2 separate regions of the Homo sapiens genome follow, and region 2 is linked to region 1. Evidence: chromatin contacts called from ENCODE Hi-C or POLR2A ChIA-PET data. All regions are on one chromosome and are shown on one strand. The core of a region is the stretch at or near the end of the contact, and the rest is flanking DNA. Distances in the headings are between cores, read along the strand shown. Region 1 has its middle 56 kb from the start of ZNF354A. Region 2 holds the start of ZNF354B (zinc finger protein 354B).

Region 1 (3,499 bases), core at 79-2,578:
CTTTGGGAGGCCGAGGCGGGAGAATCACTTGCGCTCAGGAGTTCAAGAACACCCTAGGCAACATGGTGAAACCCCGTTTTCACAAAAAATAAAAAAACATAGCTGAGTGTGGTGGCATGCACCTGTGGTCCTAGCTACACAGGAGGCTGAAGTGGGAGGATCACTTGAGCCCAGGAGGCTGAGGCTGCAGTGAGCCATGATCGTGTCACTGTGCACTTCAGCAGGGGCAACAGAGCAAATCCCTGTCTAAAAAACAAACAAAAAACAAACAGTGACCCAAAGATTTCTATGGGCAGCAATGGAATCAACTCTAAGTCCCATTAAGGAGAAGTGAGGTATGTACCCTAAACTACAGAAAATGGGGGTGCTCTCACCCCATTTACACACACTCACAAACACACACTCAGGCACACACACTCACCTATGCACAGAACATCTCTGAAGGGAACGACGTCGGCTTCCTTGGGGAAGGGGGGCGGCAGCAATGAGGACACCTTTGTGGACTCTGAATTTTTTTCCACATTCATGAACCATTTTCCAAGGCACAACTTTATGTTAAGAAAAAAGTTATGACAAAAAAATGCACTTGGGGACAGGCACAGTGGCTCACGCCTGTAATCCCAGCACTTTGGGAGGCCAAGGTGGGTGGATCGCCTGAGGTCAGGAGTTTGAGACCAGCCTGGCCAATATGTGAAACCCTATCTCTACTAACAATACAGAAAAATTAGTTGGGCGTGGTGGCACATGCCCGTAATCCCAGCTACTTGGGAGGCTGAGGCAAGAGAACTGCTTGAACCCAGGAGGCAGAGGTTGCGGTGAGCTGAGATTGCACCCACTGCACTCCAGCCTGGGCTGGAGTGAGACTCCCTCTCAAAAAATCAAACAAACAAAAAAAATCAGTTGGAATCCACATATAATACACCCATGTATATACATATATGAGTATGCATGTAAACATCCATATATTCCCGTTTTCAACCTACAAACATGACCGCACCTTATAATGCTGCAATCTGATTATTTCACTCATGATGACCATGTTTCAACGTCCATCAGTATATTTCTATCTAAACAAATACTTTCATCCTTGCACTTCTAATGGTTGCATAAATTAAGAATGTACCCTAAATTATTCAATGAATTTCCTTCTGCTGGGCATACAGGTAGTGTCTATTTTTCCTCATATAAACAATGTTGCAATATTTGTCCTTCCATACAGTGGCTTCCATTTGCAGATTTTAGTTTTGTGAATTTGCCTACTCACTAAAATGCATGTGTAACCTCCAGAACTATACTCTGGAGCTTTTGCGGTCACTCTCAGACACTGCAGAGCAGTCAAAACCCTGAGTCACCCATGTCGGTTCCCACTGAGGTCACACAAGGAGACGTGGCCTCCCTAGCTCCCTCTCACACACAGGAGACCGGGGCAGGGTGAGGCAGGGTGCCTCGTTCCCAGGCTTTGCATCCCAGCTCTGGCACCTGACAGTGGCCTTGGGCAAGTCACTGAACGCCTCTGAACTGCATTTTCTCTTTCACAAGATAAAAAAATAGAAGCAAGATGTGTTGTTTTGGATTTTAAGACTATAATCGATGTGAGAGGTGTGTGTATAAATATATTTCCCCCGGGGCAAGGGTTCCATATGTGCTAACTCGGTGTTCACAGTGACTTTGTGGAGCATTGCTGCCTCAGATAACGAGAAGGGACTGTGCATATTGGCTGCCCCGTAGACCGTGTCCTTGGGATGAAACCAAGCACTGGGCAGGGGGTGTGCATACTTATGGGGCCGGTCTGCCTTCCAGAGGCGGGGATGGCTGGGAGGTCTGTCCCCTGCAGAGCCATACGTGAGATGAAGGCCAGGAGGACACTGCTCTTGACACACCTGTAGACACACTCGTTGCTCTAGGCCTTCAGCAGGGAGGCGGTGGACAGGATCGTGTCTGGAGCACGATCTTCTGCAATTTGATTATTTCACTCATCATCACCACGTTTCAATGTCCATCAGTATACTTCCATCTAAACAAATACTTTCATCCTTGCACTTCTAATGGCTGGATGTGTCTGGGGCATCTGGAGACTGTGGGTTTCCACTGGGGTGAAGAATCACCAAAAGATTAAAAGTAAACCCAGCTCCTGAAGCCTCACTCACAAGCAGGAAACAGGATGGATTTAACTGCCTTGATTGGCAGTACAGGGAATGAGTATTAAAGAGGCACACTCACCCGGCTTCACGGCCTTCTCTTCCAGCACCGACAGCCACTTCGCCCTGGTTACCAGGATGCTAGGATGCAGGCAGGAAAGAAAACACCTTGAAGAAAATTCTTCAAGGCTCTTGCACCAAAGCTTCCTAAAGTTGGTGATTTATTTCTGACAAGTCTGCAAAACCTGAGACAGCATTTTTCTGGGTTGAACTCACACTTCGTGTTTACTGAAGTCTGAGTCACGGCCCTGCCTTGCTCACAGGCACGCCTGACTGTTCTTTACGCTGATACCAGTATGCAGGGCCAGCTCCCTCTACCATGAGGCTTCACATAAAACAGTTGTTCACAAGAACCCATCATTTTCGCAGCTGCAGTGTGTTTTATCTTGGGGGACCAAAGGAGGCCATAAAATTAAGACCTCTCAAATTCTATCCTCACACATTCATTCACCAATGAAGACAGCGCTACAGAATTATTATTAGTTTGTTTGTTTTGTTTTGTTTTTGAGACAGCGTCTCCCTCTGGTGCCGCAGGCTGGAGTGCAGTGGTGCAATCACAGCTCACTGCAGTCTCCAACTCCTGGGCGCAAGTGATCCTCCTGCTTTGGCTCCCAAAGTGCTGGGAGAATTCTTTGTTAAAACGTGTGCCATAGGTGAAACCCTCTACCCATCCCTTTTTCTTAAACAAGTTCACATTTCTATGAAATTTAGAAAAGTGCAGCTCTTCTTGAACGTTTAGAATCCACAGTTCTATGAACGTTTGTGCTCAGCGAACGACACACGCTGCTGAATATACATCACTGCGTTTTCAAGGGCAGCACCGTCTAATACGCTATTTCCTTCCTCAGCTTCTCTTCCAGCCAGGCAGCCCTTCACATGTAAACCTGATCTTCCCAACTAAAGAACATTTTTCTCTTTGGGGCCCAGAGATTAAGACCGTTCCGTGTCACTATGGGCAGTAGAACCTCAGTCCCCGCACATTCGGTGGAGAGACTCGTCCCAGGGAGGGAAGACTGCCATGGAACTCGCTGTCTGAAGGTGTGAGGCAGCGTGGCACAGAATGTCCTGGAATTCAAAACTGGCTGGGCGTGGCTAAGGCAATGGCAGGGTGGGTCTCCCTCCATGCAAGGAGGCAGATTACCTTAGTCCTTCCATCTCCCACACCTTCATTCCTTTACTTTCCGAGACCCACCCTGCCACTGACAAAGCCACCACTGTACCCTAGAGATGGCTAGAGTTTTGGGAGAGGGAGACTAGCTCCTCCCACCATCCCTCATGCTTCTTTCACAAACCCAGAGTTT
Region 2 (3,633 bases), core at 89-2,588, 74 kb after region 1:
GGCTCACGCCTGTAATCCGAGCACTTTGGGAGGCCGAGGAGGGTGGATCACGAGGTCAGAAGTTCAAGACCAGCCTGGTGAAGATGGTGAAACCCCATCTCTATTAAAACTACAAAAATTAGCTGGGCGTGGTCGCGGGTGCCTGTAATCCCTGCTACTTGGGAGACTGAGGCAGAGAACTGCTTGAACCTGGAAGGCGGAGGTGGCAGTGAGCCAAGATTGCGCCATTGCACTCCAGCCTGGGTGACAGAGCAAGACACCGTCCCAAACAAACAAACAAACAAAACATTTCCTTTATCTATTCATCCATCAACAGATAGTTGTTTCCATATCTTGGCCATGGTGAATAATGTTGCAGCTAACATGGGAGTGCAGGTATCTCACGGAGTTTCACTTCCTCTGGATCTATAGCCAGAAATGGGATTGGTGGATCCTAATGTAGCTCTAGTTATAATTTTTTGAGGAACCTCTATACCGTTTTCTGTAATGATTGTACCAATTTACATCCTTTTGATAGTGGCCATCCTAATGGAGGTGCAGTGATTTCTCATTGAGTTTGGGTTTATATTTCTCTTATACCTAGAGATGTTTACCATCTTTTTATATGCTTGTTGCTCATTGCTCATTTGTATATCTTCATTGGAGAATTGCCTATTCAAGTCCTTTGTCCATTTTAAAATCAGGTTATTTGGTTTTGTTATTGTTGTTGAGTTGTAAAAGTTCCATATAAATCCAGGATACATTGCAAATCAGATATATGATATGTAAGCATTTTCGTCTATTCTGTAGATTGCCTTTGTTTCCTTTGATTAGCCAAAGTTTTTAAGTTTGATGTAGTCCCATTTGTCTATTTTTGCTGTTATCTGTGCTTCTGATGTCATATTCAAGAAATCATTGCCATCTCCAACATCCTGAAGTTTTTTCCCTTTTTACTTTAGTAATTTATAAAATAATTTGGTCTCACATTTAGGTTTTTAATCAATTTTGAGTTAATTTTTATGTATGGTGTACGGTCAGGGTACAGGCTCATCTTTTGCACGTGGAAATCCAGCTTTGTCAACATCTTTTGCAGGGGATTTTCCTTTCCCAATTGTGTAGTAGTTGTTTTCGTGCCGCCCACGCCATCCTGAAATTCACACACAGAGTTGCAAGTTACTGCCCTCCGGGAACCTCCCCTTCTCTTCCGAAGAACCAGGAACCCGGGGCTCTACAGCTCACCCGGGCCCTCTCATAGGTCTGGGCGCCTAACAGCTCAGCTGCGACCTCGCCTCAAACGCGTGGAACTACACTTCCCAGAAAGCCAGCGTCCTCCCGTGGACTCCATTTCCTAGAGGCCTTAGCGGCCGCCTTGCTCCTCTAGGTCCCAGGCGCTCTGCGGAGCTTTCGCTGCCCGGTGAGCGGCGCCGGGCTTGAGGTCGCCCAGACGTCGGAGGAGCCGGGTCACGAGGCTGGAGCTTCCTGCTTGCAGAGTGCGGCGGGGAGGCGCGGCCCGGGAACGCGGGATCCTGGGGAGGTGAGCGGCATGGCTGGCTGTGCCGGGAGGAGGCGGCGCCTGGCGCCAGGGCGACCTGAGGCCGCGGGGCTCCGAGGGCCTCTGTGGGCGCGGGGGGGCACCCCCGCGTCTGTCACCGGCCCCCGCGCCAGGACTTGGACTCTCGCCCCTCACGGGCCGCTCCGGTGCCGCTGCCGACGCCCCTGCCTCTGGCTCGCGCCGCCCGCCGTGAACGCGGGGCCAGGCGTTTCCTCCCGGGCCCACCCTGCGCGCGCCGTGTGGGCCTCGCGGACTCGGGGCGCCGGGACCCCGAGCGCAGGGCAGAGGCAGCCGGGCCCGGTTTCTGAGTCAGTCCCCAGGACGGCCACTCCTCCTGCCTCGGGACACCCAGCGCTTTCCTCTTCAAAGCCGTTTTCCGTGGAGTCGGGAGACGATTCGTTGGCGGGAGAGAGAGGAACCGGCTGGGAAAGGCTTGAGGCGGAGGGAAGTCGTCCCGGGGCCGTCGTGGTGGGAGTCCCGGCCCGCCTCGCAGCGGCGTGAACGGGGCAGGTGCCCCGGCGCTGCCTCAGTTTCCTGAGCGGTGCAGTGGGTGCTGGCAGTGCCAGCTGGCGCCGAGGAACTCAGCGGCGTGGGGCGAGCCCTGGCCCTGGTGGGCTCAGCGGGTCGCTGCTGCCACTGCGGGTCCAGCGTCCCCTCCGTAAGCCCCAAGCCTGTGGGGCCTGGGCCTGGCCGGGCGGCCCAGCGCTGCTCTGGTCCGCGGGCTCCTGGCTCCTCCCGAATCCCTGTGAGGGCGCGCGGGGTCCTTCTCAGCGGGAGTCGGGGTTTTAGAGCTGCGGATTCCAGGGCTGGAAAGCAGAAGGGGTTCTTCCTGGCTCCCTTTTTCTTCTCAGATCTGCCTTCTGGAGACTGCGCCGTCCTCCCGGGAGAGCCAGAAAGAGGACATGGCTGCTGGGCAGCGGGAAGCGAGGCCCCAGGTGAGCTCATTGCCCTCCCAGATCCCAGTGGATGGATTTTCCCCACTAACTGGAGTTCTTCACCCGGGACCATCTCCAGCCAGGATGGAGCCCAAGTCCTTTTCTCTTGGAGGAGCTGGTCCGCCCTCATGACTGGTGGATTCTGTAGGGAGGACCACCCACCCTCCCCACCCGTGTCTAGTGGTTTTTAATTAACAGTTTGTTCACGAATCTTCATCCATTGTGTGACTAGTTTGACAAGTAAGATACCACAAGTCTGTCTGTCACTAAGAGCAAACGTACACACGTGGGAAAAATCCCTGCCTCCTCCACTCACCCATGTCTCCGTTCCTGTCCTTCGCAGGAATACTTTCTCTTTTCACCCCTGAGAATCCTCATAACACCACCCCTTCCCCAGGCTTCTCCAACGCATCGTTGTTAGTTTTTTGTCCCTCTTAACTTTGTGAATCATATTCTTTGCTTGTATCACTGTCTTGAAATCTATTGTAGACCGTTTTCATTTTTGTGTAGTGGGAATGAGGAGGCCACCCTTTCTAGTTGAGACGAGAGTGAACAGAGTTGGAGAGGTCGCTTGACTCGCAGGACACAGAAGACCCCTCAGCTAGCGGCAGGAAGGGTTTCATGGGATAGCAATAGTGCAGAGGCAGCGTAGGTGGTAGTTAGGAAGTAGGGCTGTTAAGCCAGATGGCAGCGTTTTAACCCATCTCCTCTGTTGCTGTTTGTGGGCCTTGGGCTTCACCTCTCTGTGCCTCAGTTTTCTCACCTGTAAAATGGGAATAACAGCCGTGCCCACCTCCCAGCGTAGATGAAGGGATCACATGAGTTAGTGTGTGGAAAGTGTTCGGATCAGGGCTGGGCACTGAGTAGTTACTGCTCAGCATATGGTGGTTGTGTTTGCTGAGTGACATTATTGTCTTAATATATTAATGTTAATGTTGGTAGATAGAAACTGCTGTACAATGTGTTTAGGACCCAGACGATGTTATCCTTTATTCATTTTTTTATCTAACAATACTAATGTCCACCGAGTGTCTAGCATACCAGGGAATGGGCTGAGGGCTTTACATTTGTTCTCTCACTCGCACAGTAGCACAACAATTACAATTCTTGTTTTACATGTGAGGAAACTGAGGCTCAGAAAAGTTAAGTAACCTGAGTACAGTCCAA

What was found. A loop is a pair of places that touch in the nucleus more often than their neighbours do. ChIA-PET counts read pairs that join two places held with the same protein, here RNA polymerase II (POLR2A). Pooled maps may share reads with other maps.
Region 2: a loop to region 1 is called in a map of PC-9, with 5 times the contacts of the local background. The contact joins the promoter of ZNF354B here to the enhancer-like site in region 1. A Hi-C loop is called at or near these places in 3 of 168 maps with a recorded cell type or tissue (MCF 10A, PC-9 and astrocyte of the cerebellum) and 1 of 50 pooled maps. POLR2A ChIA-PET finds 5 or more read pairs at or near these places in 6 of 52 experiments (Caco-2, MCF 10A, PC-9 and 3 more).

The regions. Positions count from the first base shown.
Region 1 is chr5:178,784,848-178,788,346 of GRCh38, forward strand. It overlaps the pseudogene AACSP1. Among named protein-coding and RNA genes, the nearest start is that of ZNF354A, 56 kb to the left of the region's middle. Within about 2 kb of position 1,329, at least 2 of the 41 ENCODE cell types and tissues checked have a DNase peak (open chromatin) inside an H3K27ac peak, as active enhancers do.
Region 2 is chr5:178,858,615-178,862,247 of GRCh38, forward strand. ZNF354B (zinc finger protein 354B) reads left to right here and starts at 1,339. Exons shown (of 5, transcript NM_058230.3): 1 at 1,339-1,513; 2 at 2,383-2,466. The coding sequence starts at 2,434. RefSeq lists enhancers at 1,189-1,921, 1,206-1,405 and silencers at 1,546-1,745, 1,826-1,905.